Regions from separate parts of the Mus musculus genome. Here regions 2 and 3 are each linked to region 1. The links are chromatin loops, found by intact Hi-C in ENCODE. Cell type or tissue: left cerebral cortex. All regions are shown on one strand.

Region 1 (8,000 bases):
GTGCCATATTTTCTGTATCCATTCCTCTGTTGAGGGACATCTGGGTTCTTTCCAGCTTCTGGCTATTATAAATAAGGCTGCTATGAACTTAGTGGAGCATGTATTCTTATTACCAGTTGGAACATCTTCTGGGTATATGCCCAGGAGAGGTATTGCTGGATCTTCCAGTAGTATTATGTCCAACTTTCTGAGGAACCACCAGACTGACTTCCAGAGTGGTTGTACAAGCTTGCAATCCCACCAGCAATGGAGGAGTGTTCTTCTTTCTCCACATCCTCGCCAGCATCTGCTGTCACCTGAGTTTTTGATCTTAGCCATTCTGACTGGTGTGAGGTGGAATCTCAGGGTTGTTTTGATTTGCATTTCCCTGATGATTAAGGATGTTTTAAACATTTTTTCAGGTGCTTCTCAGCCATTTGGTATTCCTCAGTTGAAAATTCTTTATTTAGTTCTGTAACCCATTTTTAATGGGGTTATTTGAATTTCTGGAGCCCAGCTTCTTGAGCTCTTTGTATATATTGGATATTAGTCCCCTATCAGATTTAGGATTGGTAAAAATCCTTTCCCAATCTATTGGTGACCTTTTTGTCTTATTGACAATGTCTTTTGCCTTACAGAAGCTTTGCAATTTTATGAGGTCCCATTTGTCAATTCTTGAGCTTACAGCACAAGCCATTGCTGTTCTGTTTAGGAATTTTTCCCTTGTGCCCATATCTTCGAGGCTTTTCCCCACTTTCTCCTCTATTAATTTCAGTGTCTCTGGTTTTCAACAAATCATGCTGGCACAACTGGCGGTTATCATGTAGAAGAATTCAAATTGACCCATTCTTATCTCCTTGTACAAAGTTCAAGTCTAAGTGGAAACTGTCTTTTGAGAGGAGGTTTATGCTGAAGCAGACACATGGGAGAACATTTTACTAAGAACAGACACGTGGTGTTTTTCTGTAGACAGCCTGGAAAAAGGGCATGTGGTGTTTTGGGAGAGCCCATATTTGAAAAAGCACATGTTTGGGAAGGATAAATATAGCCCAACGGACAGTGGACAGCACTAGATAGTATTGGTACACCTTGCGATTCTTTGCTAGTCATCTTTTGTCATGACTTCATACAGAGAAACACACCAAAAACTTCTGGTGGTGCTCCAGTGGCTTCTTGCTGCTTCTGTGGACTCAAGCTGATTGGGAGTGTCTTGTAGTTCCTTCTGGATCAGCCTGTCACTGCTGATTTGCGAATGGTGTTTATGAGTGGATCAACCTGCCACTGCCAACTCATGTGACTTGAGCTGCGCAGACTGGATTTGCTCCAAAGAAACATTTCTAAACAAGTGCACATCCTCCTTTGTCCTGTCTACCTTTCCTTCTGCTACCTTCAATAAAGAACACTTCCTATTTAATATATATCACATCTTGGTCTTTCACTCACCTGTTGACTCAAAACTTTTCAAGCCTCCATTTTTTTCCATTGATCTCTACACTCACGTGAACTTTCATATCCTATGTCCCAAATCTGTTTTAAAGAGATACTGATTCAAAGCATGCAATTTTAAAACTGTTTATGTAAACCTAGAGACAAGGATCAAATGTAAGATGGAGAAAAGTAAGCTGATGGAAATGATGGTGAGCTGACAAGGGGATGGATGGACTCCGTTGTTTACTCCTTTTTACATTGTTTACTCTTGTTCTTTAGAATGCCTGGCAAACAGCAACATTTCAGATTTCAAAATGAGTATGACCAACAAGGAGAGTTGAAAGAATGTTAGCAACTGTCCTGTAGAACTCTGCTGCAAGGCTTCAGTAAGTGGGATTTAATGGCATCTTAAGAACATAGTGAGGGACTTCACTGAAAATCAGAATTTGAAATCTTTCACCCTTTACCATGCTTAACCCAGTACTGAGCCAAACCAAAAGAATTTAGTAACTTATTGCTCCAAATGATTTAAGGTATTGTCGCCCTCCTTGGGACATCTCTTCTGGTGTTTGTGACTTTAAACATGAAGTTCAATATCTACTTGAAAAGTGACTACATAAAACACCAGGTTAATACACCAGCCTGTCCCCTTCCAGCCTCTCACGCAGCATCCATCCTCGGGAAATAAGCTCTGAGACCCCACAGAGGATACACCAAGCCCTACCACTTTATACCTTTCCTATCTTAGCACTTACCACCATTTAATTCCTGCCATTTTGAGGTGCGAGAGTAACGCTGGCACAGAAGTCATGTTTCCCTCTTCACAACTTAATGGCTAAAAGCTTTTCCTTACCATGGATTTTAGCAACTTCAGTGTACAATTTATGCTCGCTCTTTATTGAGTTGAGAACTTTTGCATTTTCAGCTGAAAGGGTAGAAGGGAGGGAGGGAGGGAGGGAGGGAGGGAGGGAGGGAGGGAGGGAGCCAGGGCTTGATGGATTTTCTTTGGCATGTTCTTTTTGTGTGTTTGTGGTTTGAAGTTATTATTGAGAGAGTTATTTAAACGCAGATATTGTGAAACCTGAGCACTGAATCTAAAAACCAAAATGGCTACTAAGTCACTAATGGACAGGAAGCAGATGTAACCACACAAAGGAGTCATTCACATCCTAGGCTTGAAAGGAAAAAGAATATGGCATGAGGTTCCGTTGGCTATTAAGAACACTTGACCATTTAAAATGTAAAGTATTTGTTTCTGTAATTTTCTAATTGGTATTTATAAACGGCTATTGACTATGGAAAGCTGAAACTAAAGGAAGTGGAGCCAGGGAAAGGGGAGAAGCACTGTGGTTGTGATTACTTTAGGAAAGGCATCTGATTGGTTGCTTGAGTTTTATATAAGGGCTGGAAGATGAACACCCAGCCAAGTAAGACCAAGTTCCTCACAAATATGTCTGGTATGTCTAAAAAGCTAAAAATGAGTGGTGTCTTCGCTGCCACAACAGTTAATGTAGAATCCAAGCTCACCGTTCATTCCATCGCACTTGGAATTCCCAACATTGAAGCAGGAAGTTTTCATGTTGGCAGGGAGGACATTCCACCATTTATATTCAAACCCAAGTGCTGGCTCTGTTCCGGCCGGACATGACTTGCATTCTGCAGAAGATGAGTGAGTATATGCAATCACATTAGGCTGCATCTGAACAGCTTTCTCGGAACCAAGCACCTCTGCACTAAAACTACCAGACAAATATGAGGGACAGATGTTACATGACCACCAATTCCCTTAGCAATTTTTTCAAAATGGATCTGGAAAATTTTTCTAGATACAGTACGGATGCACGTGTACATATTTGGTGGTTTTGTTTGTACAGTGCTTCATATTATGCTTAACTTGGTGAGTGAGTGGTTATCCACGGTTACCCAATAGGATAGGGTTGACTTTCAGAGACTAAAATGTATTATTGTTAAAGGAGACGGCCATACACACAAAACACCAGTAAGACTGTCCTCGTCAGATAAGTCACCATGGCCTAAGAGTCCCATTATCAACATTTCTCAATACCTCTTCATTTTGACAAAATAAGAAATGTGTCTTCTAAAAACTTTTCAAAAAAAGCACTAGAGAACAAGATCGCAAGTCTATCAGGAATGTTTTACTGATCGTGCAATTCATGATAGACACCCTACCCTTTGTTCCATCTGAAAACGTCCCCGGAGGGCAGGGATGGCAAGAAGACGATCCATTGTTATAGAATCCTGGGTTGCAAGGAGGACAATCCTTCTTCTCTCCAGAAGGGGGCAGCCTAATAGCATCTGTGAGATCCTCCCTGCAGATTTTTGGCTCTATCCACTTGTACATTATCTGTGTCTGAGAAAAAAATAAAAGAGAGAGAGAGCTTTTAAAATTAAAACTAAAAGTAAATCATGCAATATCTTTATGACAAAGATGCTAAATTGACAAGCTAAAGAATTATCAACAGTGGAGAACAGAAGAGAGGGCTGAGAGAATCTAAACAGTGAGAAAACAATGAGAGAAAAAGAGATAACTTTCATTAATACAATATGGAGAAAAATAGGTAGGAAAATAACCATTATGTGTGTATGTGTGTGTGTGTGCATGCACATGCACATATGAAGATGTCTTTCATAACTGCTACCCAACTTCGTTTAATGTGAGAGAGGAAGTGTGTAAATGTGTGTGTGTGTGTGTGTGTGTGTGTGTGTGTGTGTGTGTGTGTGTGTGTAGGTGGAGAAGGAGGGAGGGACTAGGACCTGCAGGAGATGGTTTTTTCTTTGCACCTTGTAGGGTGCTTCGTAGTAAATGACTTTACTAGATGAGCCATCTCTCAAGTGACTCCAGGTTATTTTGGGAATCAGATTCTCACTAGACCTAAAGCTTATTGATTCAGCTAGACTGGCTGGCCAGCCAGTCCCACTGGTCCTCCTGTCTCTACTTCCCCAGTTCCGGGAATACAGGAGTGGGGTACTACATTCATTTTTTTAATGTGAGTTCTAGACAACCATGCTTGTGTGGTAAGCACTCTACCAAGTGAGCCAGCTCGCTCGTCCCTGGAAACAATCAATACATTGCGCTAGCTTTGAACCTAAGCAGTAAGAACCCTTACAATACAGACAGCATGCTTCTTATCACAAATCCCTCCTTAAGGTGTAAACAACTGCCAGGTGCTCACCTCTGAACACATGCATATGAACAACAATATACAGACCAGACCATGCAGGTGTGTGTGTGTGTGTGTGTGTGTGTGTGTGTGTGTGTGTGTGTGTGTGTGTGATTTACACAAACAAAGAATTAAAACGAGCAAGCGAATATGAGTGAGGAGAGGTATTTGAGGTGAGGTTTGGAGGGGGAAAGGAAAGGGAGAAATGATGCAGTTATTTTATGATCTCAAAAATAACAGCAAACAAATGCTGCCCCTGCGTCTGCTCACTTCCGTGTGTAGCCAGCAATATGTTGCTTGCTTACTGGCTAGCTCCACTGCTCCCTTCCTTGACACCCGCCACAGCCTTTCTTATCACACTTTGCATGGAGTAATCATCAAAGAAAAATATTATTTTTTCAAAAAGAAGAGATGAAACTTTATGTACAATCCTAATGATTCATAAGTATTAGTAGTTCCCAAGTCTTTTTCAATAATAAGAATTGTAGCTAATAAAAAAAAATTAACCAAGAAAAAAAAAAAGGATTGTAGCTAAACTATTCTCTCCAGAAACTCTTATGGCCTTCTCTATGTGCTCTGAGCATCAGGAAAAATACACCCTTCTGCTCTCCAGGAGAGCACTCAATCACAGCCCTTCTCATTATCCTACTTTACACAAAACAGAATTTAAAAAATGTGGTAACTCAACTACACCCCAAAAGCTGGCCATGCTAAAATTAGTTATTCTTAGTTAAAAAGCAGAATAATAGATAGGTTAGTTGTCCTAAAACAAAACTGGAATGTGAACACTGGTAGGTGGAGTATTCCAGCAAAAATATAACAACCAATATTAGAGCTACATAGAGGTTTTTAGAAGAGACAGTAACTGTTCTTTTCATCCAATAAACTTTTGAAAGTATTGTTTGTCCTTTAAAACAACTTCTGCAACAAGAAGTCTGTTGCAGCTGGAGAACAGGAAACACAGGCAGTCCTTCACCTCTGTTTCTAGTCAGTAAGAACTGTACAAAACAGACATTCAATGCCACTCAACTGAAGCCTTAAATATGCTTGTGGAAGATACACTATCTGGTATGAAGAAGGATGCTAAGAAAATGGATGTCTCATTAGAATGATAAGTAGTATTATTTTCTTTTTATAGATCCCTTTCCATATTCATTTTATGGTCCATGTCATGACATGCTTTAATGCTCTACTTTATGGCTCCGCCTCTCTGACCATCTATAAAACAATGGCCACTCCAGCTAACTCCTCCTAAGTAGCTAAAAACATCAAATTAGATACTATATCAATAAAATGCCCTCAACTACCCCTCAAGAAAGGCAGCATAAAATTCAGAGAATCTAAACAAATAATTATAGGAGAGACATTGACTTTAAGTCTTCAGTTTAAGTTAACAAGTTAAAAAAATTTTTTTTGAGATCCTAGTAAGTTCATTAATTTTCTGACTCACATTCATAGAAATGTATGAGCAGCTACATTTGGGGAAATTTTGTTTCTACACAAGAACAGAAAAGATTCCATGTCAGAAAAGAATCTTCCCAGCCTTTTCAGGACACTATTGTCCCCAGGTTCGCAAACAAGGAAACCTGGGTTTGCACATTAAAGTTATGCACGCGTGGATAGGCCAGATGACAACCTTGAGCATCATTCTTTTGATTCCATCCACCTTGTTTTGCTTTTACCCTGATACAGTCTCTCACTGACCTGGAGCTCTACAATTAGGCTAGGCTGTTGGCTGGCCAGCAAATTCTGGGATCTGGCTTTATGTCCCCATCCCTAGAATTACAAACACATGCTGCCACACCAGGCTCCTTACATGGGTATTGGAGACTGAACTTATGCTGTACAATTTTCAAGGTAAGCACTTTACTAACTAAGCTATCTCCCCAGCCCCAGATTACAGCTATTAAACAACTTGCCCAAGAGATGCAAACAGCACCATTAAAGGAGGGTCATTCTGATGAGACTGAAAACAATACAATATGCAAATATATCTGAGAAGCCAAATAACCAGTTTCTTCCAATGTAAGCAAAGAAGACGTTTAGAAGTTAAAATACACTGTGAACATTTTAACATGGAGAAATCAAGGTACAAGTTCTCTATGATCCATGTTCCTTACAAACCTTCCTGCCACACACGGCAAACTGCTTCTCTGTCTTTCCAACAGAGACATATGTTTCCTAGTGTAGCTGACAGGGAAAGATGCTAATTAATATTAATGATGCTTAGAACCAGATGGCTCACAGTGCAGGTGAGACACCAACAACCAGCTCATTCTGCAGAAAGTGAGATGCAAACATGAAATGGTTTTATGAAACCAAACCCCTCTCAACAGAGTTTTACCAGACTAGTGTAAAGATTACAGAAGAGCTACAATATTCATGATCATTTAGGTTAAACATTAAAAGTGGATCTCTGTGAGCTCAAGGCCAGCATGCTCTACACAGAGTTCTAGGCCAGCCCAAGCTATGTAGTGAGACTTTGTCTTTAAGAACAACACTATCAACCAATCAGGACCTGCCCCACCCCCACCCCCAAGCTCCCAGGGGACTAAACCACCAACTAAAAAGTACACATCAAGGGACCCGTGGCTCCAACCGCATATGTAGCAGAGGATTGCCTTATCTGTTATCAGTGGGAGGGGAGACCCTTGGTCTTGCAAAGGATCAATGCCCAAGCATAGGGGAATTCTAGGGCAGTGAGTCGGGAGTGGGTGGCTGGGTATGTGGGTAAGCACCCTCATAGAAGCAGGGGAAGAAGGGTAGGATGGGGTTTGCAGGGAAAACAGGAAGGGAGATAACATTTGAAATGTAAATAAATAAAATAGTCAATAATTTTAAAAAGGAGTGAACTGAATTTATGAAACATGGACACATTATTTTCTTCTATACCAAGAATCTATTCTTGACTTATATGAAAGATTCTCTGACTTATATGAAAAACATTTCATGTATATATATATATGCATTCAGCATGCTTGTAAGTGAGTGCTGTGTGTGTATGTGTGTGTGTGTGTGTATTCTAAATTATATTTGAATATGAATGACCTTAATTCTATTAGGCCATGTCAGCCAGATATTATCAAACTGGTCACTGGCATTATACTCACTGATACACTAAATCACTCAGCAATGTAACAAATATGATTTTAATATATTTTCATGTTGTTCAGATATAATGCATTAATAGATCTCATTCATTCATTCTTCAGTAATACTGAATTAATTGTGATTACATAGAATAAATTAAATTCACTTTTAACAATAAGTTAGGCAAGTTTAGCTAAGAAAGGTTTATGTTAAAGGTATTACACAATACTTTTTATTGCACTTTTAGCGGCAACTCTCTATGTGTATGTTCTAAATTAAAGTAGCCTCACATGGCATTATCGTAGGGCCACTGACAACCTC
Region 2 (8,000 bases), 350 kb after region 1:
TATTTGTAGCAAATATGGGAAAAATGACTTTATTAAATCTACTTGTACAAGTGGAATTGCCTTTCACTTTCCTTATTGCTGTGATAAAATACCTGATCAACGCAACCTGAGGACAAAGGGTTTATCATAGTTCAGATGGAAGTCCCTCATCATGGGGAAAGCAGGATGTATGACAGGAGTTTCAGGTCATATCCATCCACACTCAAGAAGCAAAGAACGATGACGACTTTTCCTGAGCTTACTTTCCGTTTTGTTTGGTCTAGAACTCCAGCCCACAGAACAGTCACACCCACATCTACAGTGGGTCTCCCCAACCTTGGTTAACTAAATGTAGATGATCCTTCACAGACACATTCATATGCTTGTCTTTTTAGAGATTTTAGATCCTGTAGCCAATCATTAACCATCAGGATAAGGTATACCTTTTTAAGATATAAAAGAACTTTGTCAAATTACTTTCTTGGCAGAATCTTCTACATTGGTGTTTTAGTGACCAATGCTCCACATTTTAGCTAATTCTGGATGTTAGGTTAGAAAGCATAAAGCTGGTGAGGTGGTTCGAATATTTGAATGCTTCTTCGTTAGGAAGAGTCACTACTTGGCAGGAGTTGGAAGGTATGGTCCTGTTGGAGGAAGTCACTGCGAGTGGGTTTTGGGGTGTCAAATGCTCAAGTCTGGCCCAGTGTACTTACTTCCTGCTGCATGTGGAACCAGATGTAGAACTCTTAGCTGCCTCTCCAGCTCCATGTCTGCCTGTGTGCTGTCATGCTCCTTCCATGAGGATAAAGAACTAAACCTCTGAAATTGTAAGCGAACCCCAATTAAATGCTTTCCTTTATAAGAGTTGCCGTGATCATGGTGTCTCCTCACAGCACTAGACCGCTGACTAGGATGGCTGCCTATTCAGTCTGACCATAATGATGCCGTAGAGTTTGCTTTGTCTTGATTATTGGTGAAGTTGAACTGGTTTTCAAGGGCTTATTGCTCTTTTGTATTCCACCCTCCAGTAGATCACCTTGAGAAGTAAAATCACTTTCAAATGTGACTATTTCTCACTTAGCTTTTGTGGATCTTTTCTCTCCCACTCTGCCAAACACAAGCCCTGTAGAGCTAGTGCCAGTGCACAGATGAATGAGATTGACAGTCACACCACATCTGAGCCCTGCAATGACTTCTGCAGCATAATTATCTGGCAGCCACAAGAGAAAAGACATCCGAATGATCTACTCCCTCTGCTTTGAAATGGCCTTGCAGCATCTTGCTTTTTGTTTCCAAGAATTCGGTAATTGCATAGGAACAGTTGAGTGCATTTCTTTCTTCCTTTTGCTTCTCTCTGGTGCTTCTATGTTCTCAAAGAAAAGAGAACATTTCCATATTTGAAATAAATCTATAGTTTCAAAGGGCCTTGCCTTTTCCTATTCAGGGAATATTCACAAGGTACCAATGTGAGCCAGGCATATGGAAGGTGTGTGGAGGAAAAAAAAATTATACACAAAGAATAAAGCGTTTTCTCTTGATGCAATGAAGTTAGCAGTCAAAGGAAGGAGCATAGTGAGGGATGAAGCTTCAGAGAAGGATCTGAATCCAGAATCCAGGTAGAAGGGGGTAAAATGAGATTCCCATCTTCTACACTTAAGCTGTTATCCTGCAGGGCTACAACTCCACTGTAAATTTAAATTAGAAATATCAAGCTTCTCCAAGGAAAGAATGAAAATAGATTGTTCCAAACCTTCATGTTGGCTGATGAAAAGGAAAGTTAAGACCAATAAAAATGTATAGTCTTAAAATGCCTTCCCGATAGGACCTTAGCCTCCAAAGGGCATTATTAGGATTTGCTAGGTACAAGTCTGAGTCCAGGGGAACACGCTCTGATACCCTCTGGTTCTTCTGTCCCCAGAACAAAGAAGTAGATGAGGGACACATGCGTAATTACAGAAATAGAGACATATTACTTATAAAAAGAATGTCATTCCCAAGGATAGGAATGAATTAGACAGGTCTAAGGCTCAAAATCTGTGGCCTCCCAGCTTCACAACCTCCCATACATCATTTATATAGCACTTGCTTTCTCCCACACTCGTGTAAAACACACTCTTCTTGTCTGTGTTCTGTTCCTTACATGTGGCCCTCCAGGGTAGAGGATAATAGTATTTCTGCCAACCAGTCTATTATTATTATTATTATTATTATTATTATTATTATTATTATTATTATTATTGGTAAATCTTGATGCCTCATTTCCCATGCCCTACTTTCCTACCACAAAGGTAGTTTAGAACATGAAAAACTCTCAAAGCCAGAATTCAAAGTGGTTCTGGTTGGCAGTGCCCTCAGGCTCTGTCAGACAGCTATACAACCTGGAAGGAATACATCTTAAATTCAGGCCTCTATGAAACCTCAAATACAAAGTTTCAAGGACTGTCAAAAACCCAAACCATATAATTAGGCATGAATGAAAAGTGACAGGAAAAGACAGGAACCAGGCACCAGGCTCCCTACCTCCATTTCCCTGCCTCCAGCAGCAGGGCTACCCACAAGTGAGTGCCTCCAGACTGACAAGCTAGCTACTCTAGCACTGGGTGAGTACCTTCACCCTAGTGAGACAGACAGAAGTTTAGGATTGTATCACCAGCCAAAATAGCATAGATGTAGTAACATCTAGAGATTCGTGTGTAACACAGTTTAGAATCAGCCTTGGTGGCTTAGGGACTGCTTTCACAAGCACTGTCCGAACCTCTGGTAGCACAGGGTGAAGACAGATACATTTTCTGGGGGAGAGCAAAGGGTGGCAAGCACATGTCTTTACCTTGGAATTAATCACCAGCTGCCGAGACCTAGCACGGAGCAGCCCCCACCACTGGGCCTTCCTGCAGATGAAGTCTCTAGAAGAGCCCTCATGTTAAATGAAGACATGAGGCATCAGTGCACCAGTTTTCTACTTGAGATAGCATCCCCTGTGGCCAAGTATAGCAGCATGGGACACGAATCCATCTCAGCAGTAGGAATACCAGGTTGGACTGGTCTTGGTAGGCTATCACATTAGAGAGTGACACAGCACTGATAGCCACCCTTGTGACATGGGAGCCTGGGTTGCTCCCTCTATTGTGATGCTGTCAAAAGGGAGGCATTCTCCAACAGTGCTGACAATCCGTTGGTTAGGAGTAAAGCATCATCGCCCCAGGAAGAGCCTTGTAGTACCACCCACTTGCAGGGATGGACTAAGTTTTTTAGTTCTGTGCCAGCGCCTGCTGAGTAATATGCTCACTGATTATTTGTGACAAGTCTGGGCTTGGATTACCCTCTAGTGCTAACACAACAGACTTACAGAAAGCCAGGCTTTAGGGTACCACCTACAGGTGAAATAGTGAAAGAAAATGACCATGCTGCTTAGGCTTTCTGGAAACACAGGCACACATACAAAAACCCGATTACAAAGAGCAGCATGAATATTTAACAACTCTGTGTCCTGATGTGCTACACAAGTAGCAGCAGGGGCATTCAAAGGAAATTAGGAGCAGTGGACACATCAGCAATCCCAGCTACTTGGGAGTTTAACACAAAAAGATTGTGAGTTTGAGGCCACCCTGGGCAGTATGGCTGGCCCTTGTCACAGAACAAAGCAAGCAAGGAAATAAAACCTTTTGGGGGGAATATGGCCTCATTTAACAATCAGAATGTATGTACCAGATACAGGCATATGAACAAACTCTGGGAGGTGGGGCAAGCTGACGGGCACCCCCACATGAGGTACTGAATGTTAGGGTGACAGAGCGCTGGGGATGTCACCTGAAAGAAAACTCTGGGAATGAGTGCCACTCTGTGCCAAGGCTCTGGAAACAGGCTCCATCCATGTCAGTTCTCGGGCAGCTGTGAAGAGAGTGCCGAGGAAGGGAAATGTGGTTCTATCCTGAGTAGCAAGCTCCATTTATGTCCCAAGGTGCTGGGAGTGAGCTCTGTGCTGGTCCTCAGGGACCGGGAGGTGTGGTGCCAGTGAGTGTGTGTGGGCTCTAACCTAGGAGTCAGGCTCCTCTAAGGTCCTGGAGCACTGGGGAATCTAGGAGTGATTTGTAATTTCCCTTCTCACATTTATCTAATTGGGTTAGAAAATTTATATTACTAGAATTTTTTGGCATTTGTTTCCCACCTGTCTAATCTCTTCCCCTTGTTTCCCTTTTATCCCATTCTTCCCGCTTGTTCCTTCTCATCTCATGCTACCTCCCCTGCACTCTATTTCCCTCACCCCTCCCTTCATCTCCTCCATTTTTATTTCTATACTTTTGCTAATCGTTTTAACGTCATAGCACAGTCCACTTTAGTTTGCCATTTTGTGTTTTGTGATCGTCGCTTATATCTTTGTGGGTTTTAACAGATTTTAAGTGTATTTCTTTATCTTCCATGGTGCAGTTGCTGCTATCACAGCAGTTCAGTTTATTCTCTCTGAGGGATTTCCAGGACTGAGCCCCCAAATGTAAACTATTTAATAGGAAGATCTACAAATAAAACTAGAAAAGATATCCAACCCAAAAGACATGCTAACCATAACACAGACACTTCAGAACTATGGAAATGCAAAGCATATTGTTTGCATATTAATACAAATTCATATAGATATTATAGAAAAATGAAAGATGCTCTGTGATAGTTTATGTATGCTTGGCCCAGGGAGTGACACTGTTGGAGTAGGTGTGGCCTTGTTGGAGTAGGTGTGTCACTGGGGGTGTGGGCTTTAAGACCCTACTCCTAGCTGTCTGGAAGCCAATATTCCACTAGCAGCCTTCAGATGAAGATGTAGAACTCTCAGCTCTGCCTGTACCGTGACTGTCTGGATGACAGGACTGCCATGTTCCTGCCTTGATGATAATGGACTGAACCTCTGAACCTGTAAGCCAACCCCAATTAAATGTTGTCCTTTATAAGGCTTGCATTGGTCATGGTGTTTGTTCTCAGCAGTAAAACCCTAACTAAGACATGCTCCAAAAGGGGAAAAACAGACTAGAGCGATAGATAGGCAGTAACGAGTACTGAATGATCTTCCAATGGATCTAGGTTCAATTCCCAGGATCCATATGATAGTTAACAACCATCTGTAACTCCGGTTCCAAGGAATCTGATGCTCTCTTCTGGCCTGCCAAGGCCCCTGGCACACACATGGCACACAGCCATACACACAGACAATACACCCATACATAGACAATAGTGTTTAAAGAGGAAATGCAACTTCCTTTGATCCAGCACTCACACTATTGGGTAATATAGCCAAAGAAAATAAAATCAATGTTTTGATGAGACATCTGCACTTCCATGTTTCTAGCACAACCAAGGAAATTAGAGGTGAAGGAACATAAGTAGCCTTCAACTGATGGAAAGATAAAGAAATAGTACATCTATATACATAGTACTATTAACCCATAAAAGTGAAATTCTGTCATTTAAGACATGAATATAATCAGACGGCATTACATGGGAAAGACAACATAAAAAGTCAGTGACTGTAGAAGCTGGGAATAGAATAGTGGTTACTTGAGTCTTTGGTGACATACTTTTAAATTATGGCTGTGACCAAAGCATGGCAATATGTAACTTAGGAAGGAAGGATGTGTTGATCTGCTTATTTTTGTTTGGCTCATAGTTTGAGGTTCCTCATGGCAGGGAAGGCCTCACAGCAGGGGCATGAGAGAGCTGCATGCGAGCTGGTTACATCCTCTCCACAGCCAGGAAGCAGAGATCAATGAAGATGGTCCTAATCTGCCTTCTCTCTTCTTTTCTGTTTATATTAAGTCTCTGTCCCATATTATGTGATGGGGCTGCTCACGCCATGAATGAGTCACCCTTCCTCAGTTAAGCATCTCTGGGAGTCAGTGATGAATAAACGAAAAATAAGCTATCCCAAAAAGCTAGTTAATTGCACCACATAGATTCTGTGAGACACTGAATATCATGTATCAGTTGATGCACTAATAACATAACCTTCTGTAATCAACCTTTTCAAAAACAAAGTTGAATTGCTGCCATGTAGAAATATTTTGTTCCACATTAATTTCTAGAAATGTACATAAATATTCTTTGTGATAAACCTGGCCACTGGAATTATCCTGACTGTACAAAAAAAAAACAGTTTAAAAAGAGACTCTGCCTCCTGAACTTATAAAACTATATGAATATGCAGTCAAATCTCTTTATTTACATGGTATCTGCCTCTCTGTGCCCTTCAAAGCCTCTGTCCCCTGCACCACGGCCCCATTTCTAGACAACATCTTGCTGAAGCTCTTTGGAGGTGGCTTTTCTTCGCTGGAATCCTACCTTTTGCTAAGTGTGAGAATGAGACTTTAATGCTGTCACACCTCCCTTTACTTCAGTCAGATCTGACAGCTCCAGGTCTTTCTGCTTTTGTCTCATGAGAATGTTTGTCTTAGCTGCGTTTTATTGCTATGGCAATGACAGCTCTTATAAAGGAAAATATCTAACAGGGGACAGATTATTGCTTCAGAGGTTTAGTCCGTTATTTTCATGGTGGAAAGAATAGTGACATGCAAGCAGATATGGTGTTGGAGAAGTAACTGAGGGTTCTAAATCTGCAGGCAGCAGTAAGGGAGAGAGAGCCTGGGCCTGGCTTGAGCATTTGAAACCTCAAAGCTTACTCCAGTAACACCCTCCTGACTGCATGGCACTTAATCAGCAAGCTTTCAGCACATCAGTCTCCTACTTGTCAACCCCGCCCGCCTGCATGCTGAACAACTGTTTTCATTTTCAGCTTTTGAAGGTTTCTTTTTGAGAGGCTCCCTGAAGGTGTCAGACAGGGGGAAGAATGTGCAGAGAGAATGAAGACCTGGAGCACATTGACTTTGTCAACCTGGATCAGACTTCAGGGAGTCTGATGGCAAGCAGTCCATTGTACACAGTACCACGTGGGAAAAGGTTTCCAGGCAACAATCAGTCCAATCAGTCCAATTCCAGGGGCACGATAAATCGTAAGGTGTGAGTACACAGGAGCTCCTTTACAGAGTACATGTGACCATGAGGGTGGGTTCTATAGCTAGAATCTAATGTGGTCTCTGACCGATAGCACAGAGGTCAGCAGGCCATAAAATACTTGTGACATCTCCCCTTATGATGGTCTAGTGAGGGAAGAGTCTGGGATAATCATTCTGGGGGGGTTGAGTGAGGTCTGCCTCTGTAGCAAAAACTGGGTGAGGTCTGTGTCCACAGATAGCAAAAAGATCAACAGATCATTAAGAAAATCCATTCTCAGCTTTCTGGATGGAATGCAGGTATTTGATTTTGTCTCCTCCATTGAGGAGAAACCCCTGTGTGATTAACTGCTCTCTTACTGCTTCTCTGTGAATGCAAGGACCTCTGTGCCCCCTACATCTTTTGATACACAGGAGTTTTAATTTTGACACAATCTATTAATCTTTTCCTCAGTGTTTACACTTCATGTGCTTTATTTTTAAAAAGCATTTTTGGTTCAAGATCCCAGAAGCCCTGTTACACTTTGCTCTGTCTTTCAGTTTTGCTTTCCACATCCAGCCTTTAGCCTATCTGTTTAGGTTTGATGTGAAATCTGAACCTTGTTTTGTTCTATCCTGCAGAAGTGCCCAACTGCTCATGCTTTGGCCACTGAGTCAGCATGAGGAAAAGGAATGACTCACAAGCTCAGCAACTACCAGGACAATTGCCAGAATTTGGCAGACATGATTACTAAGCTCCCAGCAACCACAAGGTGGGCCGTGCCAGAGGGCAGCTTGTTCCATACGGAGCAGGAACTGAGCAAAGCACCCTCATTTGAAAGGAGAAGTGTTGTTAATTTTCTGCACTGTGGCTAGCCTTGTCAAAAACTCAAAGGCTGCTGGCCCTTCACAGAAAGTGCCCCTGAGAGAGCCCCTGTGTTCTTGCCTCTGCCTGTCTTGCCACCTCCGTGTTCTCACATTAGCTAAGACCACAAATTGAGATGTACCTGTCTTGCTCACCATGGAGTCTCTTTTGAGAAGTGAGATGTAATT
Region 3 (8,000 bases), 160 kb after region 1:
CACAGATCTATCAACACTGGGTTTTACATTGTAAATATTGACGGTGTGAATACTTGCTGACATTTGCCTAAAACATGGAAAATGGTTCTGAGCATGAGAACTTGAAGTGGAAAATTCACCTCCAGAGGCACAACGAGCAGGAGTCATTATGATAACTGTGTGAAAACACAGCTGTCCTATCTCCTTCGGTGACAATGTGACATCCCCCAGGGCACTTGACCAGAGCCTCATTTACTTGTTTTCTGGGTTACATAAGCTTGGACATGTCAAGCACTTCCCAAATCCTGGAAGGCTTATCACTATCCTATCCTATAACTCCTACCTCACCTGCTAGTTAATATCAACCCAACCCACGTGATTCTGGTAGACTTACCCTGGCACAGCCACCAGAACATAATCACCTGTTTTTTCCACTTCCATAGCTACCCCTGACCTGATGCCTTCCTTCTCCACAACTGTTACTGCCCCCCTCCAGGGAGGTCTCACCTCTTTCCATGTCGCACTCTTCCAATCTGGCCTCCACCTTACTGCCAAATAAATATTTAAATTCTTCTCTTGCTCCTGGCTGCCTATTAAATGAAGACCATGATAGCATGACCTAAGACCCTTCATGACCAGGCTCCTGTGCCTCTCAGATCCACTTCCCATTAAGCATCTTGCTGCTCACTGTATTTCAGCTGTACCCAATTATGACACAATACAGCTTTACATTCCCACCACTTTTTTTTTACTAATATACACAATCCTTGTTCTTTTTTTTTAATGTCTTTTTAAAATTTTTTTATTAGATATTTTCTTTATATACATTTCAAATGCTATCCCAAAAGTTCCCTATACCCTCCCTCCGCCCTGCTCCCCTACCTACCCACTCCTGCTTCTTGGCCCTGGCATTCCCCTATACTGGGGCATATAAAGTTTGCAAGACCAAGGGGCCTCTCTTCCCAGTGATGGCCGACTAGGCCATCTTCTGCTAAAAACTGTTTATGAAGTCATTCTAATACAAAAAGTCACTAATTGAAATTTGTAATTATAGTTAGTTTTAGCATTTAAGGGTGATTATCTGTGCTCTACACCTGAAATGCCTTTCCCTCAAGGGAGCCATGGTGAGGTCACGTCTGACTCTTACCATCTTGGCAAATTCCTGCTCACCTTTCAAGCCCCCTTCACCTCTTTGGCAGTGCTTTTTCCAATCCTCCCTGTGGGCTCAGGGGCCATTTGTCTCTCTTTTGGCAACAAAGCTCTTACTTACAACTGCTTTTTTACATATCTGCCTGATCCTTACTTACATATATCTTTATATTTATTTTGTAATATTTATCATGATATTGTGCCTGCAACTAATATAAACTCACTAAATGTTGGTAGAATAAAAACTGTTAGCCAAAGTCATCGTTCACTAAAAATTCGGAGACCAGTAGAATCACATTGTGCAGCTTTTAGAGCACTCAAGCAAGGATCTTCTGGTTGCAATTATCAAATTAAATAACATATACATAATCCACTTAGTTCTGTTCTTTTTCTGTTCTCACGAGCTCCCTTTTAATATCTCCATTGCAACTCTGAGTCATCTGTTGGCCTGGATACTTTTTTCCTCTGGCTGTCCTAATAGGTCCAATTAGTCAATTAGTCAAAAATCCCACTCAAATTCACAGGTGCTGGCCTAGGCTATGAGCCTGAGCCTTTGAAGTCTCCCCCTAGATTCTTCCTGAAATATTAGCATTGAGCTGCACTAATCTAGCAATAAACAATTCTCACACTGATACAATTTTTCCTGTACTACATTACATGTCCTAATACTGAAATAGGTTATTGATTAGAGTCAGTTGACAAGTGCAAAACAAACACATGAAACCCCAGAAAGTGTTTCCTTCCCCATACAAAACCCCAAATAACACCATACAGGTCTAGTGTCCAGATTCCACTTAGGAACATCCATCGCATCCTATCCTCGCCCTGTATCTATGGCTCATGGACTTGATTTTTATTTCCCTCTCCCAGACTGCCCCTTCCTGTTTGTGCTTGCACTTCCACCCGCTGATTTGGTCCCCAGCTGAACTTCCAAAAGCAATCATTTCACCTCCCCTCCATCATCCAAAAACTCTAATAGCCCTGTTCTTAGAGCCTCACTCCAGAGTCCAATTTGCCACAAATCTAAGGTGAAACTTCTACCCACAGCCCAATTATATTTTTGGAGGGCCCTCTGTCTCATCTCAGGCAATCATTATAAGGTGCCTCCCAGGCCAATTTTCTACATGGTCTTTTCTTTCCTTTTTCAAGTAAGCAAGGAAAGAAATCAGTCTTTGTAACAACATGGCTTATTTTATAAAAATGTTGATAGAAGGTTGAGATTTAGAGTACCCTGCAAATTTTTCCATACCCTCTTAATAACATTCATGTTATTAAGACCTGGCTTTAGTTTTCAGCCTTAAAGGCCCGGATCTTAGCTGTTCTTGATCTCTCTGAACCTCACAGGGCTGCTGTCCTTGTGTTCAGCAATGACTCCCTTTAATGTTAAGAAAACCCAGGACTGAGTAGACCATCGTGACTCCAAGCACTAAGGAGGCAAGTACCAGTCCCTCTGTAATATGGACATGAAAACAAGTGGTTAAACCATCATAATAGACAAGAAATGGCTGCTTTATTCTCCTTATTATCATAGTCCAATAGCTATCTCTCAGAGGAACTTGCTAAGCTCAAGATGGATCCCCTATATCCTCACATGCCCAGAACAGGAAGTCCTTACCCGCAAAGCCTGAGAATCATTTACCCCCTCATTTTCCTCTTCAAAATAATGGTAGATTGAAACAATGATCAAGAATACAAATTAGCTCAGCTGACTAGCCTGGGTATGGACAATCAGCTTATGCTTATGCCCGTGGGAGGCCTCTTCTCTTTCCAGTGGAGTCTCTAACCCACAGTGCCTACAGTCTGCAGGGAGAACATACGTAGATCTGTGTATTACTGGTTCTAGAAACAAACTAGCCAGAGGCTGACTCAGGAGCATCCTCCTATAGATTTTATCTTCTTTCATTTTTAAAGGGAAAAAAATCAAAATTAAGATCTAAAAGCGTGGATCACATACAATTTCTAAAACCAAGTCGATGAAAGGCTGGAATTGGGATGAGCATCGCCTTCTTGTACATTCTGTCACCCCCATGCCTCAGTTCTGTATGATTATAGTCTAGAAATAGGGATGTAGCTCAGTTGGTAGAGTGCTTGCTTAGAATAAAAGGGGCCCTAGGTTTCATCCACACCACTATATAAACTGGATGTGGTGACCTCTATCTGTAATCCTAGCAACTGGGGTATGGAGGCAGGAGGATAAGAAACTCATTACCCATCACCAGCTACATAAGGAGTTTGAACCCAGCTTGGGTTAAGAGAATGAATATATATATATATATATATATATATATATATGTATATATGTATATATATATGTATGTATAAATATATATACATATATATACGTATATGTATATATATATATATATATGCATCTCTTCTAGTGGCCTTGACCTTTCTACTTCAAAAATAGTCTTCAATTCTTCACTACTAAGAATTAGTGTTGCAAGGAACTTGGAACTTCACTTCGTTAAAGAAACGTGTGCTATAAACTGTGTCTGGGCAACTGGACAATAAAGCTTATCTTGCCACAACAGTTGTGGATGTCCAAAAAGTTGAATTCTATAGAACCCCATACACTGGTTTATTCCCAGGTGACAAGTGGCAGGATACATATCGAACCAATACTAGCACAAGCTGAAATTATGCACAGCTGTTTGTTTGCCAAGACTTTGCCCCGATTCACTAGCTACAGTACAGCTGCATATTCACACCCAAGCTTGCCATCTGACTTTCCATCATTGTGGGCTGCCCTGGGGCATGTATTGTAAGAGAAGAAGATGAAAACCCAGGGATGATGGATGGTGTCTAAAAGGAGGATACTCTCATTCCGAAGTGGTTCCAGCAAGCACAGAAACAGAATCTTGCCGTTCTTCTCAAAAGAAGCTAATGGCTAACCTATTTTTGCTGGATACCTATAAAGAACCTGTCACCCTGATTCCTAGCAATCTTCCTTAAAACAGCGTGTGTGCCTCACCTCTTCTCCAACAGAATCACTCAAAGTAGGTCAGAAATGTTACTTCCTTCCCCTCATTGATTTTCATTAAAAGAAGGCACTTTCTGGAGCATGAAAGGCAAAGGTAAACACACAAAGCAACTTCCAGTGACACCCTCTAGAAATTGTTGGCACAGTAAGTCTCGTTTTTCCCAAAAGCAGGAGAAAGATCTAATCACCCAGAATGTACCCTTCTTGGCTATAAAGCAGCAGTGATCTTAAACTGTAAAGTACTCAGCTACAGGACTTCAACCAGGTGAAGAACCTCCCCAAAGGAACATATTTGCTTTGCCCATTCTAATTTTCTACATCACCAACCCGCCTCTTTCCTAAGTACTTTCTTCTCTGCCTTCTTCACATCCATGTCTTGCCAGAATGTCAAGAGACCACACTGTTCTGTATTTGAAAGCTGAGAGCTTGAGAATTGGATGAAAGCATTTGTGGAGACTGGGGAGCAGAGAAATCAGGAGAGGGAGGGTGAGTATCTAGGTCTCTCAAAAGCTATAAAGCCTTAGTTTTCTAAATCCTATGGGGCAGGGCTTCCCCAGTCTCCTCCCCTTCCTGAAATTTCTTTCTCAAACCCAGGTCCTGAGACCTGGCTCTCCAAAGGGGGCGCAGCAAAGTCCTTCAGAAACCCCCAAACACCAGCACGGAGAGAAATACACCACCAGAAAGACAGAAAGCCTCTACACCCGCTCCTAGCCAGCTAGCAGGGGCGAGCAACTTCATCCCTGGGCAAAACGAACGCCCCTGTCCTCCAAACCCGAAAAAGGTGATGGTCACTCTGAGCCCAGGTCCCCGAGATCGCCCCACCCCACACCCCGCCTCAAACTCCAAGTGGGGACCCGGTGCTGCTCACCTCTTGGCACGCAGGAAGCGGGCGGCCAGAGGAGGACGAGTCTCCAGCCCAAACTGCCTGGCAGCCTGCGAGCGCCCAGCAGCAAATCCAGGCGGGGCTCCAGGGCAGCGAGAGCGCGCGGCGGGGACCCCCGGCCGGTCGCCCCCGATCCCTGCCTTTCGCCCGCCGCAGGGTGAGCAGCAGCATCCCGGCACTGAATGGACTCCGGCGAGGAGTCTGGGAAGCGAGGACCGTGCTCTTGCCTCCTCTGGGCTCAGCTCAACTGGGCTGATCTGCACGCTTACAGCTCGGCCGCTCGCAGCGCGGGCAGCCGGCGCCCGAGCTCCCGTCACGCCAGAGGGAGGGACCGTGGGACGCGGGCGCGGCGCGGGGGCGGGACGTGGGGCGGGGACGCGGGAGCCGGGAGCAGGTGGCGCGGGCTGCGGCTGAGGCCCAGCCCAGCACGCGTGGAGCGGTGGCGCTGCCAACCGCGCAGGAGCCTTGTGACAAGATTGAGGGATTCAGAGAGACCAGAGACTCCGGAGTGTCGCTCCTCTCTAGACCCCTGTCGACACCCTAGGGATATCTCTTATAAGGATCCACGCCTCAGAATGAATTTCTACAAGATTAGGGTTTGCTGAAATGGCAGAGAGGAAAGAGGCCTGAGGTTTGTAGTATTGAGCTCGGTTATCTCATCTATTTAATGAAAATGATAACAGTAGCCACCACGTGAGGTCGCCATGCGGGTTAATTAAGTTGATGTGCACAAAGCTCTTGGAAGGGTGCCTGCCTCACAGTAGATGGGAAAAAAGTGGTGGTACCAAACCTACTTCCTGCTGATTTAGGTATTATTTCATACAGATGTGTAGCTTTTGGCGAACAAACCTTTTTGCTTCTGGGAAAGCATTTATCCTGTACAAAAGCTGCAGTGGTGGTCTATTTTATGTGACCCACACGCACACACTAGGCAGTGAAGGGTGATATGTCAATGGGAGGAGCTCAAGGATCCTCTGACCCAACTGACACACTAAATATAAATGGACCTGAATATGTCTGCAGCAGCTACGTTCACTCAAATATATATACATTTCCTTTCGGTTTTCTTCCACTTACAGTTTAGGAGTAGCCAAACAGGTAGGTGGCTCTGTTATCGCTTCGGTTTTTATTTCCTTTGTTTGTTTTTTTATTCTTTAATCCACCAAGAATTTATGTGAGCCAAATTTATATTATCTTTGTCAACAATTAACCATATGTCTATGAATTAAAAACACTTTCTTTATTAAAACAAAGCCCATTTTATTCAACATAAGTAGATTAAAGTACAGATTTGCCTAAATAGCATTCTTTGTAACTCTCAATTAATAATTTCCTCTTAAAGGATTAAACAGCTTAGAGTTACTAAGTATACATTGCTTTTCTTTTGTGCAGGGTACATCAGAGGTGAACTTCAGTAACACACAACAGTCACAGAACTACATCAACAGCACCACAGCTACAGGCATACGTTCTACATAGATTTTTCTTCTTGCAAGTAAACCAGATTGCAATATTAAATGACCAAAAAATTTAAATCCTCTAAGCACAAAAATGTTAGTAAGTATGAATTCAAGTAGCGAATGTTTGAAACATAAATTTTATGTAAGCGGAATGAAATATTATAAAAGTGTTTCTATATGAACCTCGGAATGAGAACAATTCTAGAAAATGTGCGTGTGGATTATGCACTCCGGAACACGGATATTCTTGAAAACAATTTGACAGCATACTAAAATATTTTTACTCAGTCAGGGAACATGATGGAAGAGGAGACCAAACAAATATAAGAGCCAGAAGGAAGATAAAGAGGAGGGCTGCCTCAGGCTATCTCTAAGTACCACATAGCCTTCACAGTCCTGAATTCACATCAGCCACGCCCAGTGCACTGGGCTGTTAACAGGAAATCATGGGTCCCAGGGGACTGTAGCTCTCCTTCATGAACTATTGACTACTGATGAATTCTGGAGGAGGGACAGTTATTGCGTTCACTTGTGTCCCCAGAAGTGAGCCCACCAGGTGAATGTGTGAGCTACCAACCCACATTCACACAGATGTCCCTGGTTATGCTCAGGTGGTGACAAGACAGAACAAAAAAGCAAGCATTGAGTGTAGAAAGGGACCTGTCCGGGAAAACAGGAATGGGAGGAAGATAAGGGAGGGAAAAGTGGGAGGCACCACAGCACATTATAAACATATTTGAAATTGCCAAAGAATAAACTTAATTAGAGTTATCAAAGTATGAGTACGCCTTTAGCTTTTTAAATTTTTATTTAATTTTTTCATACACTATATATTGATATTTTTCCCTTCCCTAACTCCTTCCAGATCCTCCCCACCTCACTACCCACCCAACTTCATGTTCTTTCTGTCTTTCTGGTCATTTTTAATTCTAGCCATCTAAGAACTAGTGATTAAGGAGAGCAAGATTTTACATTCACTGTTGTTTAATTAAAAATTAAATAGCCTAAGTGCCCCCAAAAGGGGGATAGTTAAGTAAGTTATGCTCCTTCCTGTGGTAAAACTATACTGATATTAAAGTTGTATTTTCAGAGAATACTAAGAGACTTAAGGAAGTGCAATGATACTTTATCAATGTTTAAAACCTGGAGACTCACCTTAAGTAGCTGGTCTCCAGGTGTGGCAGGAGAGAGTAGGGTGTGCAGTTGGGGTGGGTTTATTGAAGAAGCCTGGTTAAAACAAAACCAAAGCTGTTGGCAGAGGTTTTCTAATAAACTAATAGCAAGACAGCTGTTTGCTTTCCTTTCTTCTTCTTTTTTTTTTACAGTATTTGTTTTCACATTCTCCATAATTATTGTAGTCTTATTATAGCCATTATGTATCATTTGCATTCTCTGTGTTCTTTTTTTGTCAAACAATTCAGCCATGGGAGAGGGATCAAATGCGCACATAAAAATGTCAAGACCAACACTTCATCAATGTTATTTGTAAAACAAAAAAAAAAAAGGTAAATGAAACTTAAATATCTAAAACTAAGGGAAAATGAAA

The links. Hi-C counts contacts between places; a loop is a spot of excess contacts. Peaks named below come from ENCODE experiments on the same cell type or tissue, not always from the same donor. Only the 100,000 strongest peaks of a DNase experiment are listed, where the experiment ranks them.
Region 2: a loop joins it to region 1, with 4 times the contacts of the local background. A loop is called at or near these places in 13 of 42 quality-filtered maps.
Region 3: a loop joins it to region 1, with 2.6 times the contacts of the local background. A loop is called at or near these places in 8 of 42 quality-filtered maps.

What each region holds. Positions count from the first base shown.
Region 1 is chr5:9,423,468-9,431,467 of GRCm38, reverse strand. It overlaps Elapor2 (endosome-lysosome associated apoptosis and autophagy regulator family member 2), which reads right to left. Exons shown (of 22, transcript NM_172706.4): 9 at 3,598-3,778; 10 at 2,935-3,063. Among named protein-coding and RNA genes, the nearest start is that of Mir879, 52 kb to the right of the region's middle. In left cerebral cortex, a CTCF peak has its summit at 3,706 (motif pointing right); a DNase peak (open chromatin) is centred at 3,705.
Region 2 is chr5:9,068,744-9,076,743 of GRCm38, reverse strand. It overlaps Gm31449 (a long non-coding RNA gene), which reads right to left and starts at 3,041. Exons shown (of 5, transcript XR_868245.2): 1 at 2,807-3,041. In left cerebral cortex, CTCF peaks have their summits at 3,347 (motif pointing left) and 7,721; DNase peaks (open chromatin) are centred at 3,322 and 7,683.
Region 3 is chr5:9,263,436-9,271,435 of GRCm38, reverse strand. Elapor2 (endosome-lysosome associated apoptosis and autophagy regulator family member 2) reads right to left here and starts at 5,318. Exons shown (of 22, transcript NM_172706.4): 1 at 4,980-5,318. The coding sequence starts at 5,165. In left cerebral cortex, a CTCF peak has its summit at 4,721; DNase peaks (open chromatin) are centred at 3,890, 4,632 and 5,441; H3K4me3 peaks cover 2,249 bases; H3K27ac peaks cover 1,833 bases.